Linked DNA regions of Mus musculus: region 1 is linked to region 2. The links are chromatin contacts, found by POLR2A ChIA-PET in ENCODE. All regions are on one chromosome and are shown on one strand. Each heading gives the region's core, a stretch centred on a gene start or an enhancer-like site at or near the end of the contact. The rest is flanking DNA. Distances are from core to core; before and after follow the strand shown. Region 1 has its middle 15 kb from the start of Tubg2. Region 2 holds the start of Mlx (MAX-like protein X).

Region 1 (3,709 bases), core at 538-3,037, 53 kb before region 2:
ACACAAGTAAAATAACATTTAAAAGTTTAAAGTTACAGAGCAGCACTGGGGCCAGTCGTGGGAATCTGCAACAGTGTGAGCAGAGAAGTGAGGGGCTCAGGAGGTGGAAAGGTCACGAAAGGCCATTCTGAGGAGAGCTACCCTAGGCATGAGTGAGTCACCAGGCTGAAGGTGTGTGGAGGGAGGAGTCTGGTGAGTGTGGATGTAAGGCATTAGGCAGGAGGTCCTTCTGTCCCTGCAGGCTCACCGCTCCTCATTGTACTAATCTTGTCTTGTTTTATCTTCTGGTCTGAAGGGCGAGTCCTTTCACCCACTCACTCACGTAAAGCTCTGCCGCATGGCTGCCTGTACTGAGAACAGGAATCTCACCTCTCCTCCTTCATTGCATACACTCTGAAATGTTCTGGCCAGTACACATAAGGCACACACCCCACTTCCCCAGGAACCCTTGTTGCCAGAAGGTTCTGGCATTTCACTCAGGCCCCTTCAAGTTGATTGCCTTGAAAAATAAACAAACAAATATGAAGTCGATCACTGGAAAGTTCTGGAACAGAAAGTGGCAGAGTATGTAGTATGGACCTCAGAGAAGGAGATTTTTTTTTCAACAAAGCAAAGTATATCTATCTATCTATCTATCTATCTATCTACCTATATCATGAGGCAGGATCTCATGGTGGTAGAACAAACCCATTTACCATATGGCAAAGGAACAAAGAGGGGAGGGCCAGGTTCCCACAGTCCCCTTTAAGGATGCACCTCCATAAGTTTGGGAACTCTTGCCAGTCCCTGACTCTTATTTTGAAAAACTAGGTCTCATGTATCCCCAGGCTGGCCTGGATTTTGCTGTGTAGTTGAGGATAACAATGACTTTCTGACCTCCCACTTCCACTACCTCAACCCTGGGTACCACACACAGTTTTTATTTGGTGCTAGGGATTAAACCCAGGGCAAACAATCTACTAAACAATGAGCTCATCCCCTCCCCTTTATTGTTTGGGTTTGGGGAGGGGGGCGCAGACAGGATCTCACATAGCAGAGGCTGTCCCTCAAACTTGCCACATAGCTGAGAATAGCTTTGAACTTATCCCCGTGCCTTCACCTCTGCAATGCAATGTCAGGGCTACATCACCAAGTCTGGCTCAATCCCTACCTCCTTTTACTTTAACGTGCTGTTAGTGTGTGTGTGTGTGTGTGTGTGTGTGTGTGTGTGTGTGTGCGTGCGCGCACGCAGGTGCCTATGTGCATGAGTGCGTGTTATAGTGCAGGTGGGCTTGTGCCATGGAAGGAAGTTAGTGGACAACTTTCAGGAGTCAATTCTCTCCTTCCCCTGTGAGTTCCAGTGACCGGACTCAACTCACCAAGCTCAGGATAGTTGCTCAGACCACTGAGGCATCTCCCAGATTTGCTGGCTCTTGTCTGAATAACTTTTTTATTTCCCAACAGGGCCACACTGGGGACCAAGCTTTTTAACCTATGGGCCTTTGGGGGGATATTCAAGATCCGAACTTTAGCAGATCGCAATGTTCTTGCCGACTTCCTAAGAGGGGCCCCAGCCTTGGTCTGCCTTGTCTCGGGATTTAGCAAGTAAGAAAAACAGCCACAGTGTGCTGTTTGCTTAAGTTGCTGTTAATTGGGCATTCTGTTGACTGCAGCTGAATGCATTCCTGCTCGATAGAGTCATAGCACCGGCTAGTAACAGAGGCGAAGCTAAACCCAGGTTTGCACCCTAGCCGTCTGGCATCTTTCCCGAGCAGCAGTGGTTCTAAGAGTGGTCTCAGGCAGGCAACACCAACACTGGCAAGTCTCCAGAATCAGGTGCTTTGTGCTTGACCAAGGGCTTCTCAGATGGCGGCGGCGGCGGCGGCGGCGGCGGCGGCGGCGGCGGCAGCGGCAATCCTAGGGGTGGCAACCAGCAGTCCAGTCTAAGGAGCCCTGCCGGTGTCTGTAGCACCTGAGACCTGAGAGGCACAGTCCTCTGCCGCCCTGTGAGCCATGGTCTTCTGCAGCAGCAACATCTAGGAGGGCATCCCTGAAACTGCTTCATCCCAGGGCCGCCACTGCAGTCTTCTGCCACAGTATGTCGTCGTTGTTGTTAGAGGCAAGGCTTCTTTGTGTCGTTTTGGCAGTGCCGGAACTTACTCTGTAGACCAGGCTGGCCACAAATTCACAGAGATCCACCTGCTTCTGCATCCCAAGTGTTGTGATTAAAGACCTGTGCCACACCCAGCTCAAGAAACAGGGACTTTCCCTGGGCAGTGGCAGTGTATGTCTTTAATCCCAGCATTGGGGAGCCAGAGGTAGGTGGATCTCTATGAATTCGAGGCCAGCCTGGTCTACAGAGTGAGTTCTAGAACGGTCAGAGCTACACAGAAAAACTCTGTCTTGAAAAAACCAAGGGAAAAAGAAAGGAAGGAAGAAAGAAAATAAACGAAATGAAAATAAAAGGAAACAGGGACTCTCAATAACATGGCAGCTTGCCTTTTCTGCTAAACTAGCTAGCCAGTCAACTCCTGGGATCCACTTGTCTCTGTAACCCAGTGCTGGTGTTTCAGGGATACATACACAGCTATGCCCAGCTTTTTATGTGGGTGCTGGGGATTTGAACGCAGGACCTCCTGCTTGCAGAGCAAGCGTTCTTACCAACTGAGCCATCTCCTTACTCCACTGTGTCTATTTTTGTGCTATTTATTAGAACCTCATGGTGTAGTTTTTGTGACTCTGTGACAGTTTTTATTCAGATCTCTATTGTCCCTTTTTCAACTCTCACCTCCTAGCAGAGCCATAATAGATAACTCCCCAGTCTTCATTTAGGTCCACTGTGGAAAACAGTTTTTGCAGTTGGATGAGGTGGCACACAACTTTGATTTTGGCACGTGGGAGACAGAGGCAGAGGCAGATCTCTGAGTTGGAGGCCAGCCTGGTCTACAGAGCAAGTTCTAGGACAGCCAGGACTACACAGAGAAACCCTGTCTCAAAAAAAAAAAAAAAAAAAAAAAAAAAAAAAAAAAAAGAAAGAACCCCCCCCCTTTTTTTTTTAACTGTTCCTTGGGTTGCATTTAATTTTCAAAATCTTGATGTTCTTTAGCTGTACGCAATTAAAAAGTAGCTTTCAAGGGGACGCTGCTCTCTCTGACCTTCTCTGTCTGGCTTTTGTGTAGAATGAGGACGAATTCTGTCCGCTCCGGTGCAGCCAGCTTGCATCCTGCAGTTGATTCATTGCAAGGGCAGTGACAGCATGCTACAGCTGGACCGGACTTGGAGATCATTTATTAATTAGGCCTTCCCAGCCCTGCCCCCAGCGTCCACACAGGAAATGATATCATACAGCACGGAGGTAGAAGCAGTTTGTCCTGGATGGGCTGCTAAAGGCAGCAAGCACAAAGGTGAGGGGGCTCGACATCTGACGTCGTCGTTCACAAACCTGATCCACTAGGCTCCTCCCTGATCCACCAGGCTCCTCCTCCCGATCCACCAGGCCCCTCTTCCCAAGTGCTGGGATTACAGTCTCGTGCCCCCACCACACCCAGTGTTTCATGTAGAGCAGCAGCTGTGGTCTGCCTGCCTAGTGTCTTCCCATACCTGCTTACTCTGAATAAGACTCTGGCTGTTGACCCTGGAGCTGGGTAGCTCTGCCTCGTAGACTGTCACAGTGGATGTGTGATACCTCTGACGAGTCCCCAGTGGTGAGAGCTGTTCTAATCTGCACCTT
Region 2 (3,801 bases), core at 149-2,648:
TCTTCTGTTCAGCCTGAGTGTGCGCACGCCGCCTCCGGTCTTTGTAGGACTCCTTGTAGGACTCCTGCTGATAATCACTGTCCTCATCATCTAAACTCAGAGATGGAGGAAGGAGAGATCACTTTACAGTACACTAAATCCAATTCGCCCACCCTTCCCCAGTTGGAAGGACCTGGTGCCCAGAGATGTTGAATAGAAAGAACCTAGTTAATCTCTGATGAGGTGAAAGACAGTGAGCCTCGGGCTTGGCACTGTTCCTGCCACCCCCATATGGAGAGCGGAGCTCCCTATCTAGGAAAGATACTAAAATGATGGAAGAGCTAAGTCTCCCCAGGTGTGCGACGGGCTATGTTGCTGCCTACCTGTGTTGGGGACAGAAGAGGCACTGGTGGAGCCGATGCTATTAGCTCTGGACACTACACTCCCCTTGTGGGTGCTTTCTACAAAAAGCCCTGGAAAAAAGAGGCCTCAAGTCACTAAGGATTGGGGAACACTGCCATGCCTTCAGTCACCTATGGGCACAATGGCTTCAAATGCTGACCTCTCGCCATCAACTCCAAAGCCAGTCACCACAGGCCTTCCATTTCATGCTGAAATGCTCCTGTCCCAGGGTCTACACTGCCCAGAGGACTTATTTCTGGCTCACACAGGAGCATCTGGATGCAGTGACTATGACCAGCTGTCACTGTTTCCATCATTTCCCATTCTAATGCAGAGGAACCAGGTGTGACCATGGTTGCTTCCTGCCTATTCTCCAGCTCCACCCTCACTTCTCAAGCCAAGTCCTTGGCGCAGTGACAGTGGACTGTGCTCAGGTGTGGCTGGCAAGACCATAAGAATCTACAGAGCCGAACCAGGAGTCATTCCTGACCCGCAGACAATGGAGAAGGCACTCACCAGGATCCAGGCTGTTGTCACTGTAGGCATACTCGACCTGCAGCACCAAGCAAGGGAGAAGCCTGTCAAACCTCTGCCTCTAGGAAGGCACGCGCAATCCGCGAAAGCTCATACCACAGGTGCAGGGACCACTGAATGGTTAAGCCAAGCCTTGGCTGGGCCTAGGGGGGCGTCGCCCCCTCTGTATGCTCCTACCGTCCCCGCCCCATCTCCCAGCTATGACCCCCTCGTTCCCGCACACACGCCCGTTTGTCTCCCCACCTTGGCACAGGCCGGGTGAGAGCTGTCTTCTCTGCAGCCCCGGGCCCCGGACAGCAGGGGAGACTCTGGGGATAGTTGGGGAGCCCCGCGTCTTCCGGACCCCCTACGTGCACGAGCCCGACCCGCCCTCCCCTCGCCGGCGTGCGCGTCCGCGAAGCTTGCCTTGACCCAAGGGTCCTCCGGAGAGGCGCCCGGCTCCGTCATCGTGAACCTACCGAACCGGAAACAAGCCAGCGGACTGGCCCCCAACCTCCAGGAAGAGGCGAGGCTCAGTCACGTGATCCAACCCACCAATCCGCAATTGTAGTCGTGAGCGGTGTGATAGCGCTGCGCTTGCGCCGCTCCAGTTTTTAACTGAATGTTGGAGGAGGCTAAATCTGGCCAATTCGCTTTAATGTAGGCAATGTCAGCCCCTAAGGGTCCCCACTGGCCTCCGAATGAGAATCTTCAATGGTGGCGATTTTCTGTGCAATGGAGCACCTCCAAAAAGATTGTCAGAGGGGCTAGAAGTGTAATTAGTTTAGTGGTAGAACCCGAGTGAGAGTACTAGCATCTGTCTGAACAGTGTGACACCTTGTACGCACGCGCACAGCTGGTCCGCCTGGCAATTGCTGCTGGGTCAAGAATTTCTCCTACATCACATGATCTGATCTAAGGGGGCACAAAGCCACCTCCAGCATCGGTCTCCCAACACTCAGCAGGTGCAGGACGCTAAGTCTTATAAAAATGCCTTTTAAGTTAAGCTTACAGTAAAGTCTATAACATACTCAAAAGCACATAACTAGTCACTGATAGGTTACACTTTACAGCACTCCTTGACTTCCAGCTCAGACCTTGCCCCTGAATTTGGAGTCTAACGTTCCAAAGGTATCTAGAGTCACTGGAGAGGAAACAGAAAACCACACAAGCAGCACTTGGAAACATCTTTAATTCAGTTACTGGGTCCAGACTTCACCAAACCCATCAACACTAGGTAGACATCACATCCACCACCAAAAAGCGGACAGAACCTCAGAGCGGATCGCTCCCCATTAGCTGTGTCCTCATTGCTGGACAAATTCCAGCATGCTAGGCGGACTTCCAAGCTTCTCTGTGTCCTGCACAGCTTAGCTTAAAGCCCCTGAGGCCAGATAGAGGGTAAACATCAAGGCCCCCATTTCTCCTCACCATTAGATTTGTTAGTTTCAAGGGCCAGTTTGGCGCCATAGAAAATCCACTGTCAGTTCCTGGTCTGGTAAGCCTTAGGGAGGCGCTTCTGTAGAAGATTCCACGCCTTTTCCACCTTTGGCCAGGCCAGAATGATACAAGAAAAGGCAAGGTCAGAAAAGCTAACCATTGAACCTTCCCTCCCCACAACCTAACCTAGTCTTTCCCTTTGCACCAACCTGGCTCTGTGTGACATGTGACTCCCACAAGGTGCTCAGAACCACGTTGCTCTGCTCTACCAGCTGCTGGCCGCTCATCTGGCTCTGCAGCCGGCTCTGAGCGGCTGCCTCACTTAGTCCATCCCTCTCAACAATGCGTCGAACAGCCTGGGCAATGGATGACACACGGGTCAGGAAGGGTCCTAGCCCAGTCTACTGGATCAGAGCAGGAGACCGTCTGCAGTGGGCTCAGATGGGGTGCAGTGGGGTCCAGATACCTCAGTCTCAGGGATGACGACGGTCCACACCTCGTGTACCATACTCTGCCAGCCAGCTTCAAGCAGCATAGCAGCATCGATTACACACAGAGTTTTTCCTGTGAGGAGATACTAGTCACTGCCAGCAGCACCTTGCGCTTGCTGCCTGTCAGCGCACCAAATGCTGTCCTAGGTGGTGAATGGTCTGCCTGGGGCCAAGGAAGATCCCAGAGGGTGTTGCGGCTTAACTGTCCCACTTTGGCTGCTCCCGTCATCCCTCCCACTCACCCTTAGCCACAGCCACATCCATCTCCTCCCGGGCCAGCTTTGCGATAACTGGCCACACAATATCTGTGAGGATCTTCATCTGCTTCTGGGGAGGGGGACAGAGGGAGTGGGCAGAGGTTAACTTTCCTGAGAAATACAGCTGTGAGGTGGGGGGTGGGGGGGTGGGGGTTGGGGTGGGAGCAGATAAGCAGAGACTGACTTCCTGTGCCAGACTAGGGAGTGCACTGGTTCCCGCCCATGGATCTCAAGAACTCTTGAAGATGTGTGTGTTTACCTTGTTCCCAAACACCCGGCTGCCCAGGACCTTCCTATTGATGGTGCCATCTTTATGGAGAATATCTGGGTGACAAAGAAAGAAGGCTAAGCAAAGAGGTCACACCATCTTCTCACCTCAGGCCACTTCCAGCCTTCTCTGGCTAGTACCTGTTCCAAAGGCCTCCACCACAGGCTGGTAGGCAGGACCCCCAGGAGCATAGGCCCGATGGCCCAGATGGTCGCTGTCGATGATGTATGCTCCCAAGTTCTTCAGCCGCTGAGCTACCGAGCTTTTCCCAGAGCCACTGATGCCTGTGAGCCCGAGCACATAGAGACCTGACGGGAGCTCCGGCCTCTCCTAAAGACAGGTAAGAGGGAACCTCAGTGACCAGGGAGTTCAAAAGCCCAGCTTCCAGTGGAGGGCCTGTTTCTATCCTTCAGCATCTTACCACGCCCAACCAGCGAGGAGGAAGGCTTAC

What was found. ChIA-PET counts read pairs that join two places held with the same protein, here RNA polymerase II (POLR2A).
Region 1: POLR2A ChIA-PET joins it to region 2 with 24 read pairs in Patski. The contact joins the enhancer-like site here to the promoter of Mlx in region 2. POLR2A ChIA-PET finds 5 or more read pairs at or near these places in 2 of 5 experiments (Patski and embryonic stem cell).

The regions. Positions count from the first base shown.
Region 1 is chr11:101,138,637-101,142,345 of GRCm38, reverse strand. No RefSeq gene overlaps it. Among named protein-coding and RNA genes, the nearest start is that of Tubg2, 15 kb to the left of the region's middle. Within about 2 kb of position 1,787, at least 2 of the 3 ENCODE cell types and tissues checked have a DNase peak (open chromatin) inside an H3K27ac peak, as active enhancers do.
Region 2 is chr11:101,084,887-101,088,687 of GRCm38, reverse strand. It overlaps Mlx (MAX-like protein X), which reads right to left and starts at 1,398. Exons shown (of 8, transcript NM_001159385.1): 1 at 1,321-1,398; 2 at 898-934; 3 at 363-452; 4 at 1-90. The coding sequence starts at 1,362. It overlaps Coasy (Coenzyme A synthase), which reads right to left. Exons shown (of 10, transcript NM_001305982.1): 5 at 3,491-3,680; 6 at 3,342-3,406; 7 at 3,068-3,152; 8 at 2,801-2,898; 9 at 2,544-2,690; 10 at 2,069-2,440. The coding sequence ends at 2,378.